Regions from separate parts of the Mus musculus genome. Here region 1 is linked to region 2. The links are chromatin loops, found by intact Hi-C in ENCODE. Cell type or tissue: gastrocnemius. All regions are shown on one strand. Links, peaks and the distances in the headings refer to the core of each region. The heading gives the core; the rest is flanking DNA. Region 1 overlaps Ptpn22 (protein tyrosine phosphatase, non-receptor type 22 (lymphoid)). Region 2 holds the start of Olfml3 (olfactomedin-like 3).

Region 1 (8,332 bases), core at 320-8,319, 150 kb after region 2:
CCAGTTTTTATATGGTAAGTATCTCCAAGATCTGAACCATTCTATCTAGGTTATCCAATTTGTTAGTATGTACTATATGTGGTAATTCCATGCAGTTGTTTATAGTATTTTAACAGATCATTAGTAATTTCCACATTGTCATCTTGTGTGTGAAGGAGCATATGTAGATGTGTGAGTGTGTTAATGTGTGTGAGCACATGTAGGCTTGTGAAGGTCAGAGGTCAACTTCAGGTGTCACTCCTCAGTAAGCCATAAACCTTGTTTTGAGACAGAGTCTCTCATTGGGCCTCAGGTTACTGAGTATGCTAGGCTAGCTACCAGGAAGCCCCAGGGGTCCTGTCTCCAGCTCTCTAGTACTGGGATTTCAGGTGTGTTATACCCTGCCAAGTTTGTTTGTTTATTATTTGCCTATTCTGGGAATTGAGCTTAAGTGCTTACCAAAATACTACTTATCCAGTTCCTACATTTTTACCTTTGATTTATAATTTGAATTTTTTTCCCTTAGTGTAGCTAAAGTCTAATCAGTTTTGTTCACCTTATCCATTTTTCCTTTTCTCTACTTCATTTGTCTCTGCTTTATTTATTTATTTGGTTTTTTTCAAGACAGGGTTTCTCTGTGTAGCCCTGGCTGTCCTGGAACTCACTGTGTAGCCCAGGCTGGCCTCCAACTCAGAAATTTACCTGCCTCTGCCTCCCAAGTGCTGGGATCAAAGGTGTGCACCACCACTGCCCAGCTCTTATCTCTGCTTTAATCATTAATATTTTCTGGTTGTTGCTAAGTTTGAGATTGATTTTAGTCCACCCCCCTCCACCCTGCACCTAGTTCCTTAAAATGTAAAGTTATGCTGTTCATTTGGGATCTTTCTTTATAAAATAAATATGTCATTTAGTTTATATCAACTCATGCAAGCTAAATAAACATTGATTTATACTTAACACTACATTTTATTAATTCTTTAAGAATGTATTAAAAATGTTTTGATCATTTTACCCTGACTTTTCTCCCTAATTCTTCCCAGAACTACTGCCCATCTCTCTACCCCTTCCTAACTTCATGTCCTATTCTTTAAAAAGCAACCCACCAACTCTAGTTTGTGCTGCTAATATACTTATGGGTGTGGGGCCAACCACTGGAGTAAGGTTGACCTACCAGGGGCTACACCCTTAATAAAACCCTGACTCTCCCTTCCCCAGAAGCCATCAACTGCCATAGCAACTCAGTTAAGAGAGTGTATTATTGAGCCCACCCCCCATCCACGTTTGTGTCGACTGGCTTGGTTTTGAACAGGCAAGAGCACTGCTTGATGTCCTGAATGAAGTAGTCTTGTCATGTCCGGAATACAGTTTCAGCCCAGTCCTCCCTGATCTTTCTGTCCCCTTTTCCGTGATGGTCCCTGTGCCTTGTGGGGGATATGGGGGTGGGGGACAGGTGTTACTTCCCAGTCTTCCAACTATTAAAATGTTTCATTGACATTGCTTCATGAAAAACAAGACAAGACAAAACATACAAACAAAAACCTCTGACATCTCTTTTGAAGATTCAAGCACAATGCTCAATTCCTGAACAAAGCCTCACGGTAGAAGCTGACTCTTGTCCTCTGGATTTACCAAAAAAGTGAGTAAATTTTGCTTAGCTAAGTACTGACTCACTGTGCTTAAAGGATGAAATCTCACGCTCCAGTTGCTATGCTACTCGAAGAGACCTCTTTTCGGTATGGTCATCATTCTCTCCTTGCTTTCCAGCGCCATGAGGGATGTGAAAACGACAAACCAGCATAGCAAACAAGGGGCTGAAGCGGAGAGCACTGGAGGGTCTTCCCTTGGCCTTAGGACTTCTACGATGAATGCCGAGGAAGAGTTGGTTTTGCACTCGGCTAAATCAAGCCCTTCTTTTAACTGTTTAGAGCTAAACTGCGGGTGTAACAACAAGGCTGTCATAACCAGGAACGGGCAGGCAAGGGCTTCTCCAGTCGTGGGAGAGCCCCTTCAGAAGTATCAAAGTCTGGATTTTGGTTCCATGTTGTTTGGGTCGTGTCCTAGTGCTCTGCCCATAAACACAGCGGACAGGTATCACAATTCAAAGGGGCCGGTAAAACGGACCAAATCAACTCCCTTTGAACTGATTCAGCAGAGAAAAACAAATGACTTGGCCGTGGGAGACGGTTTTTCATGCCTGGAATCTCAGCTGCATGAGCATTACAGTCTCAGGGAGCTGCAGGTGCAAAGAGTGGCCCATGTTTCTTCAGAAGAGCTGAATTATTCACTGCCTGGTGCCTGTGATGCGTCGTGTGTGCCCCGGCACAGCCCCGGCGCTTTGAGAGTGCATCTGTACACATCTTTAGCGGAAGATCCTTATTTTTCATCATCCCCTCCGAATAGTGCTGATTCGAAGATGTCTTTTGATCTGCCTGAGAAACAGGATGGAGCCACTTCCCCTGGCGCTCTATTGCCAGCCTCTTCTACAACCTCCTTCTTTTATAGCAACCCACACGACTCCCTAGTGATGAACACTCTGACCAGCTTTTCCCCACCGTTAAACCAAGAGACAGCTGTAGAAGGCAAGTTTGTTTTTGTTTTTTAATTTGTTTGTTTTGGACTTTGCCTGGTTTCCATTACATAATTTGGTTTCTTCTCACCCTAGCCCTTCTCTTCCTCTGCTTCTTTTTCTTCTTGAAGAAAAGAAAAAAAAAAGAAGAAGAAGCAGCAGAGGAAGAAGTTCTGGGAGTGTTTTGGTGATATACTAAATAAATTGATGATAACAGTAGTGGAGGCAGTCAGGTCTGGGGACCCATCTGTGCCAACAGGAAGGCCTCATACATGGCCAATTCTTATTCCAGACTTGTTTGCCAAAAGCCCATAAGTTACCTTTAGCATGCAGAAGCAGCTTCCCAAGTACAGAGGGCAAACTGATCAACAGCACTGCACGATCTCCCAGTAATATTTGTTATACCCTTATGCATCTGTAATGAGTTGAATGCATTGCTAAGCATTGAATTCTTTTCCTGTAGGAGTGGAAAGGATAGGGCCTGATTTCCTGCGCTTTTGCAGTGTCTAAGTCGATGAGAATATGTTTAGTATCGTGTGACATTTTTTTAAAAAATCTTTTAACACATTTATATTTATCTCTTAAAATTCTAGAATTTTTTTTATATAGCAAATATACTGTTTTAACTAAGTAGTCAGAAAGTAATAGTGAGCCTACTATTAGAGGTTATTATGGGGTGTTTCTTTGCCTTTTCTTTTTAGTAAAGTGGATTGAACCTAGTACCTCACGCATGTCAGGTAGGTGTTTAAGTTGAATCTGCAGCCCTAATAGTTTGATGTTGAAGATGAAGGAAGCAAAGATCATGTTTAATTCTCTTAGGCATATCTTGAGGTAATCTGTGGAGAGCATTTACTTAGAAAAAATAGAAAACTGTTGTTCTATATTATTAAATGTCATTTCTTTTGTCCTTTTTTTTTTTTTTTTTTTTTTTTTGACGTCACAGGGCTTGAATCCAGCCAGCTAGGAAAGAGCTCTGTAACTGAGCTAGAGCCCCAGCACACGTCTCTTTCTTCTCTCTTTTCTTGATTTAGATAAGGTCTTACTACCCATGCTGGCCTGGATTTCATAGATGTCAGGCTGATCTACAACTCACAGCAGTCCTGCTTCAGATTCCCAGCTGCTGGCATTAGTTTCTCTCTTTCCTTCTCTCTGTGTATATGGTGTGTGTGTGTGTGTGTGTGTGTGTGTGTGTGTGTGTGTGTGTGTAGGTCAGAGGTGACTTGTACAGAGAGAGAGAGAGAGAGAGAGAGAGAGAGGTGTTTCTCGTTCTACCATGTGATTCTGGGTTTTCAGAACTCAGGTTTTCAGGCTTTACCCACTGAGTCATTTCACCATCTGATGTTTTCTTTTTATAAATAGCCATAATACTTTAAATTTCTTAGAGCATCAAAAATAACAACAAAGTTATTTTCATAATGTAGCAAAATTGACATGTCTGCCATCTGGTGGCCGTTTCTTATAATGGCATGTAAAATGTTCACACATTTTGAGTATCCTTAGACAGAAAACCCTGTCCTAGCGCTCTAGTTCACTTCCAATCCCAGAAGCTTCTCCCTCTTTCTTGATAAACTATATCTGTTTCTGTAACAAACATTCATATTTTGGGTTCTGGGTGGACTGAAGAAAGAATATTTTGCTTTTGCTTTTGTTTTTAGTTTTGTTTTTGTTTTTGTTTTTTTTTTTTTAAGACAGGGTTTCTCTGTGTAGCCCTTACTGTTCTGGAACTCACTCTGTAGACCTGGCTGGCCTCAAACTCAAAGAACCAATCCACCTGCCTTTGCTTCTCAAGTGCTGGAATTAAAGGCATGTGCCAGCACTATCCAGCAAAAAAAAAAAAAAAAAAAAAAAAAAAGATTTTTAAAAATATCTCCTGCATAAATAAATGTTTAGCTGATGAAAATGTCCTATTGTGAATTCAATGGAAAACAAAAGGAAAGAGTTATGTAGAAGATAATCCAAACCGCCCTAATAGCAACTCCATCAGAATGTGGGGGCACACTTAAATCTTTACATCCAGCAAAGAATTTCAAAGAATAAAAAAATTTACCTACAGACTAATTTATTCTTTTGCCTAGAGTAAGCAAATGCAAATCTGTTAAATTTATACTTAGGATGAGATTAGAATGCAAGAATCTTCTTTATTCTTATAAAACATTGCGATTACATTTCTATTACTTGGTTAGCTCCTTCTCGGAGGACAGATGATGAAATCCCCCCGCCACTCCCTGAACGGACACCCGAGTCTTTTATTGTGGTTGAGGAAGCCGGTGAGTACAGTCAGTAAGTATGAAGTGTGTGTCCCTTCTCAGGTCCCTTCAGTGTTCTATGTGCTGCTGCTGCGCATCCATCTGCCTCCTTTAAATATAACCTCCTTCCTAAGAACTGGCCATACCTGCTTTCTCGCAGGAGAGCCCTCACCACGTGTTACCGAATCCTTACCTCTGGTGGTAACATTTGGAGCATCACCAGAATGCAGTGGGACATCTGAAATGAAGAGCCATGACTCTGTAGGGTTTACACCAAGCAAGGTTTGTCCTTTTCTGACTCAACTCATTTGTATTCAACTGACTGTAGTTTTATTCTACACACTTAATTGTTTAGACATATTTATTTTATTTTAGGTGTTAGAATGTTTTGCTTGTATGTATACATGTGTATCTGTGCCTGCAGAAGTCAAAAGAGGGCATGGGATCCTCTGGAACTGGATTTGGGGATGGTTGTGAGCCACCATGTGAGTGCTGGGAACGGAACCCAGGTCTCCTGCCAGAGCAACAAGTGCTCTAACTGCTGCGCTATCTCTCCAGACCCTTCTCTTCATTTGGACAGCTGCCATTCAATAATTATTAAGTAGACCCTAACGTAAAACAACATGGTAGAGGCTGTGGGGGATGGGAAAGACGTGCAAGGCACATTTCTTACTCTTAAGAAAAATATAAATTCTTTTAAAAAATAAAGGCAAATATTGCAAAAAAAAAAAGAGAAACTTACATTGGAAGTACAGGATGTGTATATGAATCTTTATGTTTATTTTAGGAAGACCATATATCAATGATACATACATGAAAGATACAGAGACCCAAAAGGACATGGGAGCTTTTTTAGGTTGGAAGTAATCAGAAAAACCCAGTGAAAGAGAAAACCTTGAGCCTAAAAGGCAGTTAAAGCAAATCAACTGTTTCATAAGCAGATGATGATTCGCTGTAGCCACTTCATGGGCCCATCATCTTAGCAGTGAAATCACAAACAACAACTTTTAATGACATACACATATTACTTAAACCACTTGGAATAATGTTTCCTCATTCTAGAAGAAAAATCTGTGCTCCTGATAATCTGTTCTACATTTCTATATATTCTTTGAACCAACTATATAAGTATGTACATTGGTTTCAGAGAACAGAAAATCAGTCATTTAGAAGTTTCTACAAGACTGTGGGTGTGGCTTAGTGCTAAGCAAATTGTCGAGCTCTGTAAGACTCTAGCTTTATTCCCCAGTACTAAATTAAAGAAATATCTCCTATAATTGTAATGCTGGAAAATTACAATGTTAACATAATGTTGTTACAATTATTATTAATAGTATGCACACACATAATGGTCTTTTTATTAACTCACATAGTGAAGAACAATTAGCCCTTTTCAGTATCATAAAGGAATTACAATTTCAACAACTTATCTCCAAATAAAATTTTATGGCAATGTTCTAAATTATGAAATAAATAATTCAGAAGGAGATCAATTTAGAACTAATTTCCATATGATATAAAAGTATGAAGATCACTGTAAGAGTTAAGGGTTCCTTTTTATAGTTCAGCACAGTTATGAATTAAGAAATATGGCTGTCACTTAATTTTTAAAAATGTTATTTATTGCTTCAAGCTTGTATTGTGTTTGTACATATTACTCTTTCACTTTTTTCCTATTTAGAATGTGAAACTCCGAAGTCCCAAATCAGGTAAAGACTTCTCTTGACTTTCGATGACATTTAGTCCTAAGGACGTGTGTTGTAAGAACGGCTTGTTAGGAATTCAGTTCAGGAAGATTCATGATGCTTGTAATAGCTTTGCTATCTTGATTCATTTTTGGTTTTCTCAAACTAACAATGTTTGTTCTGTCATGGGCAAAGTAAGGGCAAGGTCCTTTAAAAAAACATTATTTCAGATAGAATATTTTAAAATTCAAATAGTTAAAACAATATTGTATAAAAAAAAACCAAATCAAACCAAACAAACAAATGAACAAAAAAGCAGCAAACTACACTACATAAAAACTACACGTAAAAAGGGACACACAAAACAGAAGAACAGAAGAAATATCTCAGAAGCAAACCCACATGTGCTTCTATAGTCAACTGACTTTTGATAAAGATGCTATGAACATACATGGGAGAATGGATAAGACTTTCTTTCTTTTTCTTTTTCTCTTTTTCTTTCTTTCTTTCTTGCTTTCTTCCTTTCTTTCTTTTTTGTTTTTTGTTTTTTTTTGAGACAGGGTTTCTCTGTGTAGTCCTGGCTGTCCTGGAACTCACTCTGTAGACCAGGCTGGCTGGCCTCGAACTCAGAAATTCGCCTGCCTCTGCCTCCCAAGTGCTGGCATTAAAGTCATGCGCCACCACCACCTGGAAATGGATAGAATTTTCAACAAATGACTCTGTGAAAATTTGGTATCCACATGTATAACAAAGGTGGGCTCCTACCTCTTACCAGTCGCAAAAACAGCCCAACATCTACTAAAGATTTAATTAGAAGACCTGAAACTATGAAATGACCAGAAGAAACACTTCAGGATTTTGGAATTGGTGAGGACTTTTTTGAACAAGACATTAAAACAAAACAAACAAAAACCCAACAACAACAACAACAAAACTACAAGGAAACAAAAGTAGAATAGACAAGTGAAATTATTTTAAATAAGTATCCTCACACAGCAAAGGCAACAGTCTTTGCCTTTAACTTAGAAAATCTTTGTGTTTTATGCATCTGACATGCACAGTTGTGCTCAACATTACTTTAGAGACTCAGATCTTATTTTCTTTTTTCTTTTTTCTTTTTTCTTTAGCGTGTGTGTGTTTTCTAGACAGGGTTTCTCTGTGTAGTTCTGGCTGTCCTGGAGCTTGCTTTGTAGACCAGGCTGGCCTTGAACTCAGGGATCTGCTTGCTTCTGCCTTCTGAGTGTTGGGAGCAAAGGCGTGCACCACCATGCCTGGTCTTAGTAACTTGAATTTTAAAATGGGGTGTTATGGATAGTGACCAAAATGTTTAAGGAAAACAAAAATAATTAACAGCAATATACATACAATGTATATAATATTTCATACTATACACATATACACACACAAACACACGCACATAGAGAATGAGTTCCAGGACAATCAGAGCTACACAGAGAGACTGTCTTTGAGGGGAGAGCGCAGAGCTGGAGAGGTGTAAATTACCTTTTATTCATGTGAATTAGATTGCCATCTCTGAGGTTTACTGCCTCTGTCTGCTAACCTAGGCCTGGTCCTGGAAGCTTCCGGCCTCATCCAATCTAATCCAGACCTGGAATGTTTTCAGCCCCCGAGGCTTACTGCTGAATAAACTCTGGCTCATTCTGTCTTCACCTGAGTCTAGGTTGTTCTCTCTTCAACCTGTCTCTGTAAAACTCTCCCAGTAAAACTGCCTCCCTCTCCTCTCATCCCCTCCCCTGCCCTCTCCTCCCTTCCTTACCCCCTCTCCTTCCCAACCCCCCTCTGCACTGCCCTCTCTTATATTGCCTCTCTATCCTCTCTCTTGTCATAAGAGTTGG
Region 2 (8,332 bases), core at 137-8,136:
GAGATGTGCACACGCACATTACACATGCACACAGCGCCACAGCGCCACTCTACACCTTGTCATCCCCTGGACCTGTTCTCCTCAAGGCCTCCACAGAGAATCCCCTCCTCCACAGCCCTCCGATATGCCCTGCGTTGCAGCCAGATGTTCCGTGGGCAGACCCCTCTATGGGCTGACAGGCGGTGATTACTGTTGCCAGCCCCACATTAGGAGAGAATTGAATGGGAGAGGGCCCCCACCCGCCTCAGGCTCCCTACAATAGCGCTTTTGTGAGGTGCTTTGCTGCCTTTCTTTCCTCTTCCTTACCAACCTACGTCAGGAGCAGCTCTGCCTGTGGAGAGAAGAAAGACAGACAAAAGGAGGAGTGTTGACTGATCCACCCCATCCTGGGTGGAAGGAGGGAGGGTTCTACTTGGGAGAGAAGGCTGTGTTCCTGTCCCCCTTCCTCCCTGGGTGATAATCCAGAAGGGCTGCCTGAGGTTAAACTCCCCCACTGACTTTTATCCATCAGCTAGCCTTATTTGTCTGGAAGTTGACCCTGGAGATGAGACCTGGGAAGGGACATCGTGCAGAGACCAGCAGGTTCCCAGAGATGGAATCCAAAGCCTCTTGCTCTTCCAATCCTTCCTGGATTGCCCCCCTGAAGTCGGGTGCACATTAGACCAACAGGGGTTAAGTTTCCAGGACTCCAGTTTCCAGGGCTGGGGTGGGAGGGTGCACAGCTGAGGGTGGAGAGAAGGAAAGTAGGGATGTGTTTGTTGGGGAGCTGGTGAGACAGACCAACATCTGGGATGGTCACTGCCCCTCCTCCCTGCCCAAACCGCAGACGCTGTGGCAGCAGGAAAATCGGAGCGGCTCAGACCAAGGATTGTGCAACCCAGACCCAGGAAGCCCCAGTGCTGGAGGTGGGAGTGGGGACTTGGGCTCAGAGACAGAATCCACTTCAGAGGTGAGGCTAGACACACATAGATACCGCACGCTGGTTTCTACACTAGATTCCACAGCTAGTAAGAGTCACTTTCTGGTTCAAAATCCACCAAGAGGTGGAATGGGAAGCCCTGGCTCTGGCTGGGCTCCAGTGTCCAGCAGTCAGAGGCTGAGTGCCATTGCTGGTTCTCTGCGGCTGCTGTGGAGCACATGAGTGTGGAGGGGGAGGCCTTTGTCCAACAGTGCCCCACAGTAAAATGTGTAACTAGAGAAGTTCCCGAGGGAGCTAAAGGAGGCCAGCCCAGCCCAGCCGTGGCTAAGGAGCAGAGACTGGGGCAGGAGGAAGAAGGCAGAGCCACGAGAACTCTGATCAGAGGGCTACCCCAAACACACCAGAGAGGAATGGTGGGTTTTCCTTTTAATGCAAACTGTTACCATACAAAGTGATGTGGGGAAAGCCCCATTCTCCCCTACACTGGAGGGGGAAGGGAGGGAGGGCAGCTTTGTCTCTGAGTTCTCTCCCTTCGGTCATACTGAGGGCAAGAATGCTGTCGCCTGCTGTCTGGGGTTGACCCTCTCCAAAGGACAGGGCTCTGAGTTTGGAACTAAACTTTGTGGACATAAGGCAGGAGTGAAGATTTAGGGTGTTTGTTTGCTGTTCAGTTCTAAAATGCTACCCAGGATCTGGAGTTCTGCATAAAACAGAGGGGCTTGAGAATTTGGTTGTCCTTTAGAAATTAGGGTATATGAGCTACCACCACTGGCCTTCGTTTTGAAGGATGAACTGCAGGAGAGCTCACAGGAATATAAATGTCTGGGCATAAGAATCAAGAGCACAAGGCTAGCTGCTTAAACTTCCTCCTCCTTCTTCTTCATCTCCAATTTGTAGACAATCTGGTAGCCATCATCCCAGGCATACAGCTGGCGCTCACGGGGGTTATAGCGAAGGCTGGCATGGGCACCATATCGGCGTGGAAAATAGGAGAGTGCTGCCCTTTCAGGGGCGAGAGTACCACTGGCATCGAAGGAACACTGAATACGAGCCCTACTGGCAGGGCGGGTGTTATAGACAACGTACAGGGTCCCACAGATGACAAACGCAGCCTCTGCGTTCTCTCTGGGACATGGTGTGTCCCACTGCTGCTCTGTGTCAAGTGTCTGTGGGTCTAACTTGGCTAGACACAAATGCCTGTCATCATCTCGAGTGGCATAGACAGCCCACAGGCCCTCCTCATCAGCTGCCAGGTCGATATATGTATCTGCTGTCAGGCCGTAGGGGGGTATCAGGCTCTCTGCAGGGAACACTGAGCTATCCACCACTGTTCGGTTTGCCAAGTGAAATTTGATCAGCTGCAGAGTGTTCTCCAATTCACCACCCCCTCCAGGTCCTCCAGGAGGCCTTCGAGCATAATAAAGGAAGCCACCGTACACCAGCTGCCCCGTGCCTACCCAGGGGAAGGGCACCCGAATTCGGGAAGCTTTCCGGGCAGCCATGGCAAGGGTGAAGTCACGCAGCCTTGGGAAGACAAAAGCCGTGTCGTTCTGGGTGCCGTCTAACACGTAGATCTTCTCTGCTGGCCCCAGCGGATCCTTGGTCCATAGGCCAACTGAACCACCAAACCGCTTCAGGATCTTCATTGACCTCACCTGAGCGACTGTGTAGCTACAGTCTGGTGGGGAAGAGGAGAAAGCACAGGAGAAGGAAACAGAGGCCAAGAGTTAGATGTGTATAACAGGAACTTCCCCCAGAGTGGGCCACCTGGGGAACAGAGACACACTTTTCCGTGCATGTGTCCACTCACGGAGGGTTGAGAGATGGAGTACCGATAAAGGACAGGCCTCTAGAAACTCTCAATGAATGTGTCATTCTGAAAGATAGAGCTATGGTGGCTTGGGACAAGAAGAAAAGCAGGAAAGGGGAGTTCTGAAACTGTCTGGACCTCTGTGAGATCACTTACCCGTCACCATATCGTATTTCTCATTTCTTCGGCCCTTGCCTTTGGCTCCAGGACCTCCAGTCACCTTCTCATCCAGCTCTACACAGGGCAAAGCTGGGTTCTGTGTCTCCAGATAGTCTACCTCCCTTTCAAGACGGTCCACTCTTCCTGAGATGGAGTCTGCTTCAGTTCTGAGGGTCTCCCGCTCCTTCTCTGCCACCTCCAGGAGAGGCAACATCTTGTTTTTGAAGTCCCGAAGCTCGGCAGCATGCCGACTACTCTGATCCTGGCATTGGGCCAGCCGTTCCTGAAGGGATCGGGGAGTCAGGAAGGGTGGGTTGCAGGTTTATAGCTCCCAGACAAGCAGAGGCCCAGCCAGGGAGTCAGGGCCAGGAAAGGGACCAGCTCAGCCATGCTCCCACAGCAGAGGAGACTAGTCAGTGGTACCATCCCATCCGAGGAACCTGGCTTAATTTGCCTGAATAAGAGTCCTTCACCTTGCGTTCTCAGTGATCTGAGCCTCCAGGAAATTAGGATGCTACAGACTTCAAATTGTCCAAAAGGGAGTAGATGTGGGGTGCGGGGAAGAAACGGACAGGAAGTTGCAGGCAGATTGCCTGGGAAACTTGAACAGTATAGCAGCATAGATGCAGCCCGATTCTGACTCTCATTTCCCCTGCCCCCTTATTCCATCTAATCTGAGGGAGCCGTGTTGCGTTTATTTGCTGGGCAATTGTCTTATGTTGGGGAAATAAAAGTCTGTAGTTAAGAGGCTACTCGTCATTAAGGACTTCTTACACAACCCGATCTTGTCACTCCCAGAGCCCTGACAGCTAGTTGCACCTATAGATGTGGACTCATCCTGGGTGAGAAGAGAAACAAGTCCCTCACCTCTAAGGCAGCTAGTCGGCGTTCCATGTACTCCACAAGGTGGTGCTGCTGTCCCTGAAGGGGTCCCGTCCATGACAAAAAGAAGAGGAGCAGCAGAGGAGCACTGGGCCCCATGGCAGCCTTAAGTGGGGCCAGAGGAGTGTGTGCATTCGGCCTCTTTCCCTCCAGCCCGTTAGCTCTGGGGGCGGGGCGGGGGCGGGGCCTCCTCCTTCCCATCTCTGGTGTCTCTCACTACTCTGGAATGCTTTCAGTCTCTTTACAACCCCCACCCCCTCCTTCCCGCCTGGCCTGATCAAACACAGATGGCCCCTTTGCACAGTCGCCAGAAGCCTTAACTACCAGCAACTTAGACTTGTGAGCTCCTCCGGAAAGGGGAGAGATGGCAATCTGGAGGCAGAGGCCTTCTGAAAAATGAGCAAGTTGCAGGAAGCCGAGACCCCCGGAAAACTCAGCAAACTCCATTCGTTTTAGGAGAGGGCTTCCAGTGCTGACTCGGTAAGAACCCAGCACCCTTCATTAACCTATCCCTTCTCCAGAAATAACAGAATGGATTTTCTGCCTTGTTCAGTGAAGCCAGAAACACAGGAGATGAGGTTTGAGGGGATGGGGGTTGGGGCAAAGGGAAGTCAACTTTCTATAGCTCATTGGCGCCACCTTGTGCTGAGCATTCTGGGGCCATCTCCCATGGCAAAGAAATCAGGCGAGGACTTCACCGTGTGGAGAATCTCAACCTAAGCAAGCCAAATCACAGGGCTCCCTATGGAGTACCAAATCTCTGATTTAGCCCAAGGAAAGGAATAGAAACAAAACTGGAGGTTGTTGAGAAATGGGAGGTGGGGTTTTTTGTTTTTGTTTTAAGCTAGCTGACTTAAATATCCTTGACATGACTTTCCAGGTATTTCCCAAATAGGAGGGTGCAGCAAGGACATGCTAGTTTACATTCATGGATTTAGGGGAGAAACCTGAAAAAAAAAATATGTACAACATAGTCTAAAGGAAAACAAATATATTCTGACCTTCCTATCACTGGGAGAGAACAGACTATTGATCGCCTTTCTTGGTTATGGTTCAGTAGGGCATTTGTAAGTATCTCTCATTTCTTTAAAATTAAGTAAAAAAAAATTTGGTTTTTCAGTTACATATGCTTTTATGTGTCTGTATACAGGTATCTGCATGGGATACAGGTATCCGTGGGGACCAGACGAGGACGTCAGATCTTCCAGAGCTGAATTTTAGGAGATTGTGCGCTGCCTATTGTTCCTGAGCACTGAGCCCCTCTCCTCTGAAAGAACAGTACACTCAACTACTAAGCCTTCTCTCCAGCCCATGTTCCTCCTTTCTATCCAGCTAAAGCTACAGGGGAGCTAGGCAGGAACATACATCAGAAGAAGTCAAATATGCAGCATTTACAAAGGGGCCTGCAGTGATTAATCTAGACAAATTCCAGTTTCTTTTCAGGAGAAAATTTTGTTCACTTTGGAATCAAGAGAAATTGGATCAGAGGTTCTTCTTGTTTTTAAGAGTTCATTATGTGTCTGTGTGGGTATGCACCCTGCAGCTGGAGTTAGAAATCACTTGTGAGGGGTCTGACTGGGTGCTGGGAATGGAACCCAGACCCTCCATAAGAGCAGCAGGTGCATTACCGCAGAGCTGTCCCTAAAGAGGTGACAGCTCTAACAGGGCCTAAGGAGACAGACAAAAATATCTTTCCCTAAGTTTCATTTTCACTGTGCTGATTTGAATGTTTGGTGTCATGTGCTAGGAAATGATGTTAATTAGTTTATCTCAAAAGCCATCTGCCTTTTCAAGGGGTCAGAGTCAGGGAAATACTTCCTACAAAATTATATTCATTTCCAGTATGGAAATGTGTACAAAGATGTTCTAATGTAGCAGTGTTCTTTCTACTCATGTTCAAACAGAATGCTTAGGCACTTCAAAGAGGCCACATGTCAGTCCCCTCCATGTCCTAACACAGAATTGAAACCAGCCACAGTCAGAAAATTTACCCATTTTATTGATGCATTGCAACTGCTCTACTTTTTTACCATATTATGTAGAAAATACTGAAAATACAAGCTACTTTGTAAAACCAAAGACAACAACGAATCCAAAGATAAACTATGTTTTACACAATGGACCCTTTTCCCATAGTTAGTATTAAATTTTAAATAGCTATTTCTTTTGTTAAAATGATTTTACATACTCCCTAAGTACACCTGCATTACAAACATAGATCAGTAATTCTCAGAACTACCTGTTTCTAGAAGCTTGTTGTAAAGGAAGCACACAACCAGAAAAGGGAGAAAGAAAAAAAGTTTAACCACACACAGGAACTAGCATATCAAATACATTTAATAAAGTAGGAATTCCATTGCAATATCAAGGATTCAAAGCAGAAATACTAACATTACATATAATGTACATATAATGTACTGCTACATATAGTGAGATTATTTTTCAAGCTGAATTGAATTGAAACCACACATTATATAAAGTTTAGCAACAAACAACCATGGAAACGTGGAGACATGCTGCACCATCCATCAGTTAAAAAAAAACACAAAGCAGGCTTGGCCATTCCTGTCACCGAGAGGCAATTTCATCTCCTATCCTAAAACAAACCATCTCAACTAGTAAATTCCTGCATACTAATGCAGAATAGGACAGCCAGTACTGTGCTGGCCTGGCTAAGCCCCTCTAGCGGATGATGACGGATGAGCAACCACAAAAGCAGGCTCTCAATGGCCGGAACTGTTTGAAATGGGGTTCTTCTTCCTGGGGTTAACAGGGTAACCACCTCCTAGTTGCAACTGGGGACTCTGGAGTGACTAAGTGTCCTGGTGTGTGCCTATGCAACCCTTCCAGTTCCTCTCTCACCTGGGAAGGGAGAAACTGGAAATGCACGTTCTAAGAGAAGGTTTAAAGCCTTAAGCTGTTCCAAGGTCAGGCAATGCTGACCTAGGTCAGCGCTATGTTCGTAGGGCTCTCCTCCATGCCATCAGGGCAAGCAGTCAATGTTAAGCCCCAGGCCAGAATGAATGTAAAACTATGTCTGGCGCATACACATTCAGCAGACACAGATGGGTTATCTAGGAAAATCTGAAATGTCAGTTTGCAGAGTGACAACCTCAAAGTCTGTAAAGTCACACTGCTAGCCAGATGTCTCAGGTAACGATGCAAACTCCTAGGCATCCTCTTTTCCCATAAATTTAAGACTCCCATCTTCAATAACTGCTTATTGGATTAGGGAGGTGAGGAGGTGGGGACAGGGTTGGTTTGTTTTTTCCCTGCATCTCATTCCTATAAAAACAATAAATCTTGTCCCTTATAGAGAAAAGGTTAAAAAAAAAAATGTTTGCCTAGAAACTAGAACTGTATTTAAATAGGAAAAACCCAGAATGCTTGGGGGAAAGGAAACACAAAGATCACACACAGAATGACATAAACGGTATAACACTAGTGACAAACTACACAATGATGCGTGGTTATCTCAACCAACAGACTGCTGAACGCACAGCTTAATATAATGATTAAAGAAAAGACAACACACACCACGTTGCCGGCAGGCTAAACTGACTACCTGCCCTGCCCTGGAAACTCTTCCTCCCCATGATGAAGAAACTCCAAGTTCGTTGACAGCCCCTCGGTGTTCCACCTGGTTCAGAGCTTTCCTGACCGGGTTCCATGAAATCTCCCATCTCCATCCTGCACCTCCCTGACACCACCTACACAGAACCAATCCTAGAATTACCACTCTGATATAATTTAATTCAGGTGGACCACATCTGTAGCTTAGGGTTAACCTTCTCCCCACAAATCCCTCACGGGCAAGAATGTCCCCACCCCTAGTACCTTCAACTTGACCCAAATCCATGGAGGGGTTGAATACTAGGACAATTTTACAGTGTGAAGGGCCCCAAGAACAACATGTTGTCCCAAAGAAACCTCAGGAATTGTTCAGATTCAAGAGGTTTTGCTTTCTTTTTCATATTCGTCACTAATTAAGAAACCTTTCTGTGAGCTTCTTGTCACCAGTAGTTCTACAAAACCCTTCTCGTAGTATGGGGACATATTAAGCAATACAACAGGCTCTTTGGTATAAACACATCTGTTACATGCTTTAAAAAAAAAACAAAAAACAAACAAAAAAAAAAAGCCAAGCAAAGTTTACCAGGAACGACAGCTATGCAGAAAGGACTATCATATCACATGGAGGAGAGAAAAGGAATCCCATCCTAAGTGATGCACAAACCTTCAAATATGCATATTTAGCACTGGCGTCACTCTTCTCGCCTGCTTCCTGAACTCTCACAGAAGCCAGGTAGCAAGGCACAGTGAGAGAGCCACGTTAGGGAATGCTTCTGTGAGAACTGAGCTGAAGATCCAAAATGGAACGGGACAGAGGTGGCAGTTAAGGAGGAAAGCTGCGGCTTTGACTTGTCACTGTCGGTAGGGAGACTGAGAACACGAACGCATTTACACAACACAGCTACTCAACCTGCTCTGTTAAATCCCAGCGAACAGCTTGGGGTCACTGGGGCTTGCTGGTCATCCTAAGGCAAGCTCACTGTAAACTC

What was found. A loop is a pair of places that touch in the nucleus more often than their neighbours do. Peaks named below come from ENCODE experiments on the same cell type or tissue, not always from the same donor. Only the 100,000 strongest peaks of a DNase experiment are listed, where the experiment ranks them.
Region 1: it touches region 2 in a loop (4-fold over the local background); 11 of 42 quality-filtered maps call a loop at or near these places.

Annotation. Positions count from the first base shown.
Region 1 is chr3:103,883,784-103,892,115 of GRCm38, forward strand. Ptpn22 (protein tyrosine phosphatase, non-receptor type 22 (lymphoid)) reads left to right here. Exons shown (of 21, transcript NM_008979.2): 12 at 1,539-1,615; 13 at 1,744-2,558; 14 at 4,729-4,812; 15 at 4,952-5,073; 16 at 6,473-6,500. Among named protein-coding and RNA genes, the nearest start is that of Rsbn1, 26 kb to the right of the region's middle. In gastrocnemius, for the core only: a CTCF peak has its summit at 3,997 (motif pointing left); a DNase peak (open chromatin) is centred at 3,995; H3K4me3 peaks cover 181 bases.
Region 2 is chr3:103,734,067-103,742,398 of GRCm38, forward strand. Olfml3 (olfactomedin-like 3) reads right to left here and starts at 3,935. Exons shown (of 3, transcript NM_133859.2): 1 at 3,756-3,935; 2 at 2,886-3,171; 3 at 1,328-2,597. The coding sequence starts at 3,869. The coding sequence ends at 1,777. Hipk1 (homeodomain interacting protein kinase 1) reads right to left here. Exons shown (of 16, transcript NM_010432.2): 16 at 5,749-8,332. In gastrocnemius, for the core only: CTCF peaks have their summits at 3,790 (motif pointing right) and 4,418 (motif pointing left); DNase peaks (open chromatin) are centred at 865, 1,150, 2,222, 2,372 and 4 more places; H3K4me3 peaks cover 4,460 bases; H3K27ac peaks cover 4,471 bases.